Linked DNA regions of Homo sapiens: region 2 is linked to region 1. A link is a contact called in ENCODE Hi-C data. All regions are on one chromosome and are shown on one strand. Each heading gives the region's core, a stretch centred on a gene start or an enhancer-like site at or near the end of the contact. The rest is flanking DNA. Distances are from core to core; before and after follow the strand shown. Region 1 overlaps ZSWIM6 (zinc finger SWIM-type containing 6). Region 2 holds the start of LINC03152 (long intergenic non-protein coding RNA 3152).

Region 1 (6,557 bases), core at 2,050-4,549:
AATTGAGGGAGACCTTCACACCTGCTGTAATTCCGCATTCCATCAGTAGTGCAGGAAAGCAACTCCCTGTATTGCCAAGGCACATCTGTATTCACTGGAGGCTGAGAGAAGGTGGGACGTGCATTTAGCAGTGAAGGAGTCGCTATTCGGGGTCCTTCAGGCTCTGCCTGCCTCTCTTCTGACTGCTTCCATCTCCTCATCGGTCTCTCCTTTTCAGCAATAACAGTTAGAATATGTTGTTCTCTACCACCCACCTTTTTATTTCTACCTTCTTTTAAAAGTTATTTCACATAATAATTATTTTTATCACAGATTTGTTCAAGGTGAATATTTTAATGAGTTCAAGATTATATTTTAATCTTACAAATAACCTTTAAATTTTAAGGACCTAAAAGGTACATCCATCTTTCTTAAAACATCAGCATTTTCTTTTTCCTTTAAAAAAATTAATAAAACACTCCTGTGCTTCTAATGGAAAGTACAGATCACCTAAGGACAAGCCATGTTGTAGACCTAAAAGCTTGTGTGTGCTGATTAACAGTTTGATCTCAAGAAGCTTTTCATCAAAGATTCTATGTCTGTAATCAGAGAAGTAGATTCTAAAACAAATCCTTGCCTATAAATTACCAGTGTCCCCAAAGTTACCCTGTTCTGAAAGTATTGAGTGTAGCTTATGTGTATAAGGACACCTCTTTTTTATGCAGTGATAAGGATGTGTGTATGTGTCTGTGTGTATACCTATGTGTCAGTGTGTTTTAAGGCTGACATCCTGTAATTTGACATGCTTTCCTTGGCAATATGGAATCTTACTAACCTGCTGGAGAATCTTCTTAAGTATTCTTTTTTCTATTTTTAAAATACCAGAAAATAAGTCAATAACAAACATCAGCAAAAGTCCCCCACCAAATTACATTATACCACTTGGTTTATGTTTTAGAGCACGATTTTAAAATAAGTGGGTTCCTATTTTTATTTTTGGAAGCTGAAATGGAAGCTGTCTTATGAAGACATATGCTCAACTCTATACTTACTCAAATCTTAGGAATTCTAATCTTGTTTTAAAGGGAAGATGTTAATGTTATGGTGCCACCAGATGCTGTTGCTACTACCACTGGCAAAGTTTAAGGGTAAAATAGCATAAAGTTTCTGTGTGGTTCTGGCTTATGTAATGGTATGTGCCAGGCAGAAAGGCTTGCTTTTCTAACACTCACAAACTCATTTATATTTGTCCTTGGTTGCTGCCAAGGCAGTTTCTTAATGGGGAATACTAGCAGGGTACAGGGGAATTTTTTTTCCACTTTCTCTCTTCTATCTGCCACTACTATCCTGCCAAAGGTCTGCCATGGAAGGCAGGTATGTGCCCCACCAGGTATTGCAAGGCAGCCCAGGGAACAGGAAGGAAAAGAGAGATGTAGCTCGCATGCTTCTTAGTCCTTCTGGAAGAGGAAGGCTAAGGAAGGTCATCTTCAGCACTCATTTTCTCATCTTCCCAGGGATGTTGATTAGTTTCTTCTACAGTAAGTCTGGCAAGACCTGCCTGTGAATACGAGGATATTCTGAGTTAAAAAAAAAAAAGCTAAATAGCAACCCTGCCATTATTCTTACTACTTAACTGCCTACCTTGCCACCTTCTCTACTGCTGACATCTTTTTGTTCCTAAATAAAAGGAGAAGAGAATGAGCCATTTGGCTTACCAGGCAATAATTGCTCTTGGGTGGGGCCTTGAGGCCAGCATCACTCCCAGACCCAGCTGACTCTTCTTGGTCTCCAGCTCTTATCTTATTTCATAGTTCTTAACACTGGTGTACTTGACTGAAGGCCGGCATTTTGATGGTTGTAAATAAATTATTTCAGCTTTAGGTACTCTACTAAGCTTTTTGGTACTTTTAGAAGAGATTACTAAATATTTGCTTTGCTTTTAGAAATTTTTTCATCAGCATATTCTTTTTTTATTTGTTTTGAGACAGGGTTTTGCTCTGTTGCCCTGGCTGGAGTGCGGTGTGGTGTAATCATGGCTCCCAGGCTCAGCTGATCCTCCCATCTCAGCCTTCCAAGTAGCTGGGATTACAGGCACATGCCACCACACCCAACTGATTTATATTTTGTAGAAACAGGGTTTCGCCATGACAGTATATTCTTAATAAAAAATCAGAAATCACTCTGAATTTATGCAAAACTGTCAAGGGACAGACACTTAGGTCACATTTATCTTCTGTAATATGGTTGGTAGAACATAGTCTAATGTCAAATTCCTGGAGTCATAAGAAACTAATTGTTCAGAAAGTATGAATGGATGGAAAAGAGGTAATTTTTGTCTTACTTCCCTTCTTGTTTTATGTTTAAATAGGTTAAGCTTATTCATCTTAAGTACTCACTGCTTCCTGACTGTGATCTCAGTCTTAAATATCCATTTCACTATCAGTTTCTGTTGATTTATTTTTTGAGTCATAGAATTCAAAATTTGTAGGTAAACATCAAGACCTGTGTTTAAAAGTTCTTCGGTGTTTGCGTATCTTAATTTATTTGAATATTGTAATTTTCTGAATGGTGCTAAAGAAAGAAAATCTCTTAGGTTTGGGTGATGAACAACTAACAAGGTTTGGGTGATGAACAGTTATTATTAGCAAACAATTAGTAGTCCAAAAAATCTAGGTATTTTGCACCCACACAGCAGAGTATAGCTGTACCAGCCCTTGCTGAACTTGAGTAGAGGCCTGAACATCTACCCACTCCTCTGGCTTCTGTTGGCCAGTCTTTCTGGCCAAGGACATGGTCAAGAAATAACTAGGGGCCACCTTCCTTGTCTTCTCATTATAGGTTACTAGTATTGGAATCTACTGCTCCATCAGGAGACCTCACCCGCCCACACCACATTGCATCAGTTGTTCCCAACCGCTACCCTCGCTGGTTCACTCTAAGCCACATTGAGTCCCAGCAGTGTGAGCTGGCATCCACCATGCTAACTGCAGCCAAAGGTACTGTACTGTCCTGAGGCCTCATAATTGTTTCATTCGTTTGCCTGTTTATTTTTTTTAAGTCTTGTTTTCTATCAAATTCTCAGCAGTGGTGTTAATGTCAGATAGGTTGAAGGGATCTTTTTCTTTAGATGTTAGCTTTTAAGGCAAAACAGGTGGCATTTTCCTCATTTACCTGCATCATTAACTTGCTGCCAGCAGAGTTCAGGTTAGTTACCATGCTAAGAAAATATAAATGGTTGAAATTCAGAAGCAGATTTACAAGTTGGGTTACATTTTTTTCTTCCTGAAATATTCACCAAAAATACATAAGTAGGAACTAGGAGAGCTGTTGCTGTCTCATGTTGGTCCTGGTTCATATGTGCTTTGAGTCATTGAGGGTGTGTCTCAGTGTATCTTTTTTTGTGAAGCCGAGATTCACAGACATTGCAGTAATTATGGGAGCCCTAGTTGTAACACCTGTGCCATCTGTGAACATGTTAGGTAAATTAACTTGTGCTTTATGTTTTGTTTTGTTTCTTTTTTCCCCCTCTGTGTGTGTGTATGGTTGTATGATTTTTGTTTATTTGTTTGTCTTGCTTTGCTTTGATTTGGTTTGGTTTGGTTTTCCCTTGTTCATTGCAGGCGATGTTCGGAGGCTGGAAACAGTATTAGAATCCATCCAGAAAAACATTCACTCCTCATCACACATCTTCAAGCTTGCCCAAGATGCATTTAAAATAGCAACTCTCATGGACAGTTTGCCAGACATCACTCTTTTGAAAGTGTCTCTGGAGCTGGGCCTGCAGGTACATGACTGGTAGTCTTTCCTGGGACATCAAAGACTGCTAAATAAAGGCACCTCTTAGGGTTGTTTTTGTTTGATTGGATTTTTGAGTGCAGGTAAATGACTCTTTGGAGTACAAATCTGTTAGACTTCAGGAGAGAACTGTATTTCAGAGACGTGGTCATTCCCAGCTGAACCAGACTGCTATGTAAGGTGCATGGACTGTACATTTAGCAGCCTAATTTGTGTCTTTCAATTAAAAAAAATCATTTTCTGAATTGCAGCCTTAACGACACTGTTTCTCCTTTGAATGAAGGGAGAAGAATTATTGCTAATAAGAGACTTAAATAAAGCTAGCATGTATAATGAAGATTCAGTTGTTAGGGTTAAATTTTTAGAGGAAGTATAAATTTTTATTGATGTTTGCATTTTCATAATAGATGGGCAGTTCTAGCTCCTTTTAATAACTCTGAGAAAAATAGGTAAAGGAGGAGTGATCGGGCCAGAGTCCAGTTTTAGATTTCAGCAGAACAGAATACCAAGGACATTTTGAGTTCGTCATGCAGATAGATGTTTGCTTCCTTATAGTTTCTGAACAGATCACTGGATAAACCAAGAACTAAAAAGTTTGTTTCATTTTTCTCATGGAATCTCTATTAACATTTGCTTTCTTCCCATTAAAAAGCAGTGAACAAAATTGTTATACCCCAGTTACCTAAAGAATGGGGAGTATAATCCCCTGATTGGATAATTAATCTGGTGTTTTAGTTGTGGATTCTCCCTTACAGTGACTAATAATGTTTAAATAATAGGATCACAGGAAAATGTACCTACCATGGTAACATAGAATACTGTACAAGCAAAGGGTATAGAAGATTGCTTTTAAGCTATATAGTGATGGTTCAGAAGTTTTTTGTTTTTTTTTAATTCTTGTTATTTGGCTAATTTTTGTCACCATTTGCCTCATCTTAAAGATGTGATGCAGAAAGAACCATTAACATGAGCTCTCTTGTTATTTGGAATTCATGGTAAATAGGATATGCACGAGAGCTTATTCCTTGACTCATTCTTTCTAGAACCTAAGAAGGAATCTCACAGGCCCTTTGTGAGTATTTCTAGAACCTAAAAAGGAATCCCACAGGGCCTCTGGGGATATGATGTCCCTGGATATTTTGTGGGTTTTTTTTTTTTTTTTTTTTTGTTGTTGTTGTTGTTTTGTTTTTTCAGATGGAGTCTCACTCTGTCACCCAGGCTGGAGTGCAGGGGTACAATCTCAGCTCACTGCAACCTCTGCCTCCTGGGTTCAAGCAATTCTTCTACTTCAGCCCCCTGAGTAGCTGGGACTACAGGCGCACGCCACCACACCTGGCTAATTTTTATGTTTTTAATAGAGACGGGGTTTCACCATATTGGCCAGGCTGGTCTCAAACTCCTGACCTCGTGATCCATTCCGCCTCAGCCTCCCAAATTGCCAGGATTACAGGCATGAGCCACCGCACCTGACCGTCCCTGGATATTTTGAATCTTTAAAGAATGGGGGAATTATGAAGAGGGAGATATGTTTATTTAGGGACTTCTTGTTAGAAAGTGAAAAACAAAATCAGATCACTAATGATATCAAGGATGATTTTTTCCCCCATAAACCTGGAGTTACCTTCATGGTCACCAGAAAAGAGCAATCAGAGATTGAAGGAATAACTAAAATGATTATTTTAAAATACCTCTTTCCCCACTGAGAGTTCCTGGTTAGAATGAATTCACAGGAGCCTCAGAAATTGAACTATGGAATGTTAAATCTGGGGAGGGAAAAAGGGCATGGGCTGTGTTTAATGCTCCAGTCCAGCCCTCTGATTTTGCAGATGAGAAAAGATAGAGTAACTGGTTCAGATACCACATCTAGTCAGTGGGCCCACCAGGAGGAGAATATGGGCCTCTTGCCAGGAGGAGAATGTGGCTGTGGCAAGGCCACCTGGGGTAGCCATGGACAAATCCAAATTCATATGTAGAGCTTTGCTCTAAATTATGCTTTCATCTTCCTGGTGGTAGACAGTAGGTATGCCTTATATGCCTTATAGTTTATCCCCCCCCTTTTTTTTCATTGACTCAGGATAATTTTCTAAAACATTTTGTTACCCTGTTTTTATAGGTTATGCGAATGACACTGTCAACCTTAAATTGGCGACGGCGGGAGATGGTGAGGTGGCTGGTAACGTGTGCTACTGAAGTCGGTAGGTAAACTCTGGAACAGAAGCTTTCCTAGGTGCCTCATGGTAGGATTTAACTTGTCAGTTACAGACATGTGAACATATTCACTCTTTTATGTTGACTTCTCCAAGGCTCCTTCTAGCAGTCCACAAGGGCTTCCTTCTCCCTGACCCCTTACCCCTAACCTTCAGTTATACATACTTGTATTATTCAACTTGAAATGGTCACATTTGTGAAGCTCCAGCTTCTTATTTAAAATGGTATAAGTCAGTGAGTAAACTGTTTTTATTCAGTTCATATATATAAAGTTACCTAGTTGCACTGTTTTTCTTCTTTATCATCTGAAGGCATACATCATGGTATCCAGCAGAGAAGTGATGACCACTGGGTGTGGTTTAGGTGATCCTCCAGATGTGTGAGCAATTGTAGCTGGCCATAAGAAGATTTCCTGGCTGCCCATAAGCTGCCATTTTGTGAGGCCCTTCAGCTAACTATTTCTCCACTGCAGCAGTAGATCAGTTCAGAAGAAAACTGTACATTCCCAGCAAGAATGCCAACAGAAACAAATGGTTGCTATTTAAAATAAATAGTGGTTAAACGTTCTTTTTTCA
Region 2 (6,377 bases), core at 2,957-5,456, 160 kb after region 1:
ACATCAAACTGAAAAGATACTGTATAACAAAGGAAACAATCAACAGACTGGGAGAAAATATTTGCATACCATATTCTGATAAGAGTTTAGTATCTAAAATAAGATTAAAAAACACCTTCAGCTGAATAGCATAAAAATAAAATAACCCAACTAAAAAATTGGCAAAGAACCTTGAATAGACATACCTCCTAAGAACATATACAGAGATATCTGCATTTCCATGTTTGTTGCAGCGTTATTCATAATAGCCAAGATATGGAATCAACCTAAGTGTCTGTCAACAGATGAATGGATAAATAAAAGGTGGTATTTATACACAATGGAACACTATTTAGCCTTAAAATAGAAGTAAATCCTGCCATATGTGACAACATGAATGAACCTGAAGGACATTATGCTAAGTGAAAGAAGCCAATCACATAAAAACAAATGGCTGTATGATTTCACTTATAAGAGATATCTAAAATAGCCAAATACATAAAATAAGAGAGTAGGACTGTAGTTGCCAGGGATAAAGAGAAGAGGGCAATGAGGGATTCGTCTTCAATGGGTATGAAGTTTCAGTTATGCAAGACAAACATGTTCTAGAGATCTACTGTACAATATTGTGCCTACAATTAATATTGTGCACTTAAAAACTTAAAAGGGTAGATATGTTGACATGTTAAGTGTCCTTACAACAGTGAAAAAAATAATATATCTGTTATAAACATTTAAAAAACAAAAAGTAAAGTCATAAAAAGTTTATATGAAAATTCAAAGCAATTATTTTAGTATTTGAAAACAGAATAAGACTGGAGGAATCACACCACCCGACAATAAGACTAATTATGAAGCTAGAGTAATTAAGACAGTATGGTATTGACAAAGGAAAAGGTTCAGGATTGTTGGAAGAGAATAGAGTCTAAAAATAGACCCCAAAACAGACAGCTAATTGATTTCTGACAAAGGTGCACAAACAGTTCAATGGAGAAAGAATAATGTTGTCAACAAATGGTATTAAAACAGTTGAAAACCTATATGCAAAAAAAGAACCCTGACTTAAACCTCATACTTCATACAAAAATTAACTCCAAATGGATTATAGACTTAAATATAATAGGTAAAACTATAAATCTTTTAGAAAAAAACCTAGAAAAAAATCTTATTATCTGTTATTATGCAGAGTTCTTAGACATGACTCCAAAAGCACAATTTATTTTTAAAAATTGACAAATGGACTTTATCAAAATTAAGAACTTTTACTCTGTGAGAGATCTATCTTGGAGAATGAAAAGTCAATACACACACTGGGAAAATACATTTTCGAATTACCTATCTGGCCAAGGACTTGTATCTAGAATAGGTAAAGATTATTCAAAACTTAACATGAAGAAAACAGTTAACCCACTAAAAAATGGGCGAAGGTTTTGAACACATCACCAGTGAGGACATAAAGAAGGCAAATAAACACTTAAGTAGATGTTCAATATCATTAGTCATAAGGGAAATATAAATTAAAACCACAATTAGCTACCACTACAAATGTAGTGCACTTAAAAACTTAAGAGGCTAAGTTGCCACCACAAATGTAGTGATAGCTAATTGTAGTTTTAACTTCTATCTATTGAAGTAAAAGAAAAATGTTGACAACACAAAGTGCTGGTGAAGATGCAGAGCAAATGAAACTCTCACACATTGTAGGTGGGGATGCAAAATGCAGGACCCATCCTGGAAAACAGTTTGGAAGTTTCTTACAAAGTTAAACATGCACTTACCATATGACCCAGCAATCCTGCTCCTGTGTGTTTACCCTAGAGAAATGAAAACTTATGTTTTTATGAAAGCCTACACATGAATGTTTTTAGCAGCTTTTTTTTTTGAGGCCAAGTCTTCTCACTTTGTTACCCAGGCTGGAGTGCCGTGTCATGGTCATGTCTCACTGCAGCCTTGACCTCCATGGCTCAAGTGCACACCTGGCTAATTTTTGTATTTTTTGTAAAGACGGGATTTCACCATGTTGCCCAGGCTGGCCTCAAACTCCTGGGCTCAACTGATCCTCTCACCTTGGCCTTATAGGCATGAGTCACCGTGCCTGCCAAAAGCTTTCATCCTAATTGCTCCAATCTGGAAATACTTTGAGTGTGCTTCAATGGATGAATGGACAAACAAACTGTGGTACATCCATACATTGGAATATTTACTCAGCAATAAAAAGCAACAAGTGGATGAATCTCAGAGGCCTTTGAAAGGCATTATGCATGGAAGAATCCAGTCTCGGCTGGGCGTGCTGGCTCACGCCTGTAATCCCAGCACTTTGGGAGGCCAAGGCAGGCGGATCACGAGGTCAGGAGATTGAGACCATCTTGGCTCACACGGTGAAACCCCGTCTCTACTAAAAATACAAAAAATTAGCTGGGCGCAGTGGCAGGCGCCTGTAGTCCCAGCTACTCGGGAGGCTGAGGCAGGAGAATGGCGTGAACCCGGGAGGCGGAGCTTGCAGTGAGCCAAGATATTGCCACTACAGTCCGGCCTGGGCGAAAGAGCGAGACTCCATCTCAAAAAAAAAAAAAAAAAAAGAATCCAGTCTCAAAAGATTATATACTATATGATTCAATTTCTATGGCAGCCTCAAAAAGACACGATGAATGGAGAACAGATCAAAGGGATACCATGGGCCAGGTGCAGTGGCTCCCGCCTGTAATGCCAGCAGTTTGGGAGGCTGAGGAAGGCAGATCACTTGAGATGAGGAGTTCAAGACCAGCCTGGCCAACACTGGAGACACCTCATCTCTACTAAAAACACAAAAACTAGCCAGGTGTGGGGGCACATGCCTGAAGTCCCAGCTACTCAGGAGGCTGAGGCAGAAGAATTGCTTGAATGTGGGAGGCAGAGGTTGCAGTGAGCTGAGATCACGCCACTGCACTCCAGCCTGGGTGACAGAGTGAGACTCCATCTCAAAAACAAACAAACAAACAAACAAACAAACAAACAAACACACGGGATGCCATGAGGGAGTTTTTTAGGGCAATGGAATTGTTCTGTATCCTGATTGTGGTAGTGGTTTTATATGTATATTATACAATGACTGAAATTCATAGACCTGTAAATATATACAGACACAAAGTCAGTTTTACTCTATAATGATCACAAAAGTAATCTAGGGAGCATAGCTGTGAAGTGTTCCCTAATAGGTCCTCCCAACCTCCTTCTCCTTAGGGGGTCCAAGGCCTTTCCTTCCTCTCCTTGCTTCTGGATTCTGTCTCATAGTGCTCTTCTGTTTCCCTCCCAGTCTTGGCACTACCAGGCTGTAGCGCTTCATCCAGGTCTTGTCTGGGGCCGTGGCTCTGTGACTTTGTTCCACACTCTTCTTAGTCAAGAACAGCCACCAAAATCTACTGGGTTTTCAGCCAGTTCCCTCGAAAAACAAGCAAGCTACAACAAAAACAGAAGTCATCTTTGATTTCTCTTTCTTCTACCTCCATATCCTATTTATTAGTGAGTATTGCCAGTTCTGCTTTCAAAATAGGTCCTGAACCTAATCCCTGCAGCCACCTCTGTCTAGGCCATTGCCATCTTAGGCCTTAGCTACTGCAACAGGGTTCTATCTCGTCTCCCTGCTTCCACTTCTTCCCTGCTATTGTCTATTCCCAATGCAGCAATCAGAGTAATCCCACGAAAACACATACCATGTCATTTCTACTTACAGTCCTCGAAAATCTTCCCAGTGTATTTAGAATAAAAGCCAAGTACCGTCCCACGGCCTCCACAGGGCTGGCCTCCTCCCCCTGCTTCCTCTGGTATTGTGCCCTGGCCACGCTGACCTTCTTGCTCTTTCCAGGATATGTGATGCTTATTCCCACTTCAGTGCTATTTTTTCTGCCTGGAACTGGCTTATCCCAGAAATCTGCATGGTCGCTACTTCAGATATTTCAAGACTCAGCCCTAAAGTCACTTCCTCAGAGAGAGCTCCTCTGCCCGTTTGTTTCAAATAGCTTCCCCAGGCTTCCAGTCTCTCTCTAGCCCCTTAATCTGATTTATCTTCTCTCAGCACTTAACCACCTCGTGCAAGGATGCTGGCTTCCCATGGCAACATAGAATCCACACTCATTACATCCTAGAATGTGCTATGCGACCTGGTTCGCGCCTCCCCTCTGACATAACCCTCTGCTCCTGAGGGGCAATTCCCTTTGCCGTGCCACTCCCTGTGCACCCCTCTAGACACACTGACTTCCTTGTGTTCCCGGAACAAAGCAAGCATGCTTCCACCTCGGAATCTTTGCATTTGTGATTCCATCTCCCTGGAATGCTGTTCCTCCATAGAGCTTCCTAGCACATTCTCTGCTCAAATGACACTTAATCAGAGACTTTCTTGACCATCGTATATAAAATAGCAAGCCCTTCATCATTCTGTACTCCTCTTATCTGTCTTATTTTTCATGGCATTTATAACTACCTGGTGTGTGTATAGCTATTCATCTGTTATGTGTTCTTAGCTCCCTGTACTAGGCTGTCAGCCTGCAGGGAGCCACGACTTTGTTTTGTCCACTATTGTCTTTCTCTGTGAGTCTCAGCCTCATTCATACCAATGTTGCTTTGAGGATGGCTGGGTGCAGGGAGGCACTGGAGTACCAAGAGCCCTGGAGAGACCCCTGGCCATGCGGCTGTTGTTCCTTGTCTGTCTCTCTCACCCGCATGTAAGCTCGATATTGGCGGTGACCGAGAGGCAGGGCCCAGTGCATAGTGGGTGCTCAAGAATAGTTGTAGAATGAATGAATAAATGATAGAGGCCTTTGGATATTTAAAAAGGATGTTTTGGCTTTTAAAAGGAACTTTCCATGTTTTAAAACCTAAATGCAGAATAATGGTATGAATTGGCCAGTGAGGAATTATCTTATGTGAAGTTTACTGCTAACATTTAAACATTTTCCCCTGCCTAGTAAAGACTTTTTGATGTCTTCCCATTGTTCTTAGGGTCATAATGCACTTTAAGATGGCTCCTGCCCCTTTGTCAGCCCACTTTCCCTTGCTCTGGGTCTCAGTCACACAACTCTCCTTTCAATTTCTCCTACTCGTGTTCCCTCCCAGTCCAGGGCCTCTGCCTGCAAGACTTCCTCTGTCTGGATGCTCTGGTCCCCACCCTCCCCAGAGTTAACTCCTCCTCACCCTCCCCATCTCCGCTAAAGCCTCAGATCTTCAAGGGAAGCCCTCCCTGACACTCAGGCAAGGTTAATGTGCCCTCAAATCACCAGGCACCTCTGATGTACACCCCAGATCCCAGGTGTGGCCTAACATGTGTTTGTGTGATTATATAGTTAACGCTCCCATGAGGGGGAACTGGGTCTGCCTTTACTTCACCATTAACTTCTCTGTAAACTAGCACTTCTGCAAACAGAATAGGCTTTAAAACAATATTTGTAAGGCCAGGTGCGGTGGCTCACGCCTGTAATCCCAGCAGTTTGGGAGGCCGAGGTGGGCAGATCACGAGGTCAGGAGATCGAGACCATCCTGGCTAACACGGTGAAACCCCGTCTCTACTAAAAATATAAAAAGTTAGCTGGGCGTGGTGGCGGGCGCCTCTAGTCCCAGCTACTCGGGAGGCTGAGGCAGGAGAATGGTGTGAACCTGGGAGGCAGAGTTTGCAGTGAGCCGAGATCACGCCACTGCATTCCAGCCTGGGCAACAGAGCAAGACTCCATCTCAAAAAAAAAAAAAAATTTGTAAAATGAAAACATTACTTAATTAATGATATAAAAGCGACTTTTTTATATAGCCTCAAGTTTAGTGTAAGGCAGTGAAGGTAATTGTTAAAACAAAAGTCAAGGAAACCCGTTAAGCTCTTAACCCCCTGGTACTGTTAAAAGATGAGAGATGCTGTAGTGTAGACAAGTTAGGACACCAGGCAGGTGAGTTTCCAGGGGCAGAGAGAGGAGATGAGCTTCACAGCTGCTGAGACCTGTCCCTCTGACTTGGGCAGGCATCATCGTTATTTGAAAGTACAACAGGGCCAAACCTTCAATCCAGTAACACAGCTGGTGCTCAGATTTTTTTTTTTAAACAACATCATGTGGAATTTTCTTTATGTCTTTCTACTAAAACTCAAAGGATGGGAATAAGAATAGAAGAGATCATTGAAATCAGCTCAACATAAGGTAACCTTTGAGCAGTCAGCTGTGTCCCACTGTGAACTGCCTGGCCACGAGTGTGCGTGGGGGAGAAGGGGGTGCAGAGGTCAAGGTGTCTCTCCTTGTCGGGGATGGTGTGGAGGTGATGGTGTCAGGGATGGTGTTCTCAGGTCAAGAGGAGCAGGATCTGTCTGGTGACTTTTAACATGCCTTTCCACCTGGAAACCCCTCAGAGTTTATGTTCATCCTTTGTGTTAGTCAAAGCTTAAATCC

The links. Hi-C counts contacts between places; a loop is a spot of excess contacts on that map. Pooled maps may share reads with other maps.
Region 2: a loop to region 1 is called in a map with no recorded cell type, with 4 times the contacts of the local background. The contact joins the promoter of LINC03152 here to the enhancer-like site in region 1. A Hi-C loop is called at or near these places in 7 of 37 single-sample maps with no recorded cell type and 5 of 50 pooled maps.

What each region holds. Positions count from the first base shown.
Region 1 is chr5:61,535,997-61,542,553 of GRCh38, forward strand. It overlaps ZSWIM6 (zinc finger SWIM-type containing 6), which reads left to right. Exons shown (of 14, transcript NM_020928.2): 11 at 2,818-2,975; 12 at 3,600-3,763; 13 at 5,888-5,969. Among named protein-coding and RNA genes, the nearest start is that of LINC03122, 99 kb to the right of the region's middle. Within about 2 kb of position 3,300, at least 2 of the 41 ENCODE cell types and tissues checked have a DNase peak (open chromatin) inside an H3K27ac peak, as active enhancers do.
Region 2 is chr5:61,694,226-61,700,602 of GRCh38, forward strand. It overlaps LINC03152 (long intergenic non-protein coding RNA 3152), which reads right to left and starts at 4,207. Exons shown (of 8, transcript NR_109910.1): 1 at 3,687-4,207; 2 at 3,185-3,414; 3 at 1,758-1,793. All of the region lies in intron 1 of LINC03122 (long intergenic non-protein coding RNA 3122), which reads left to right.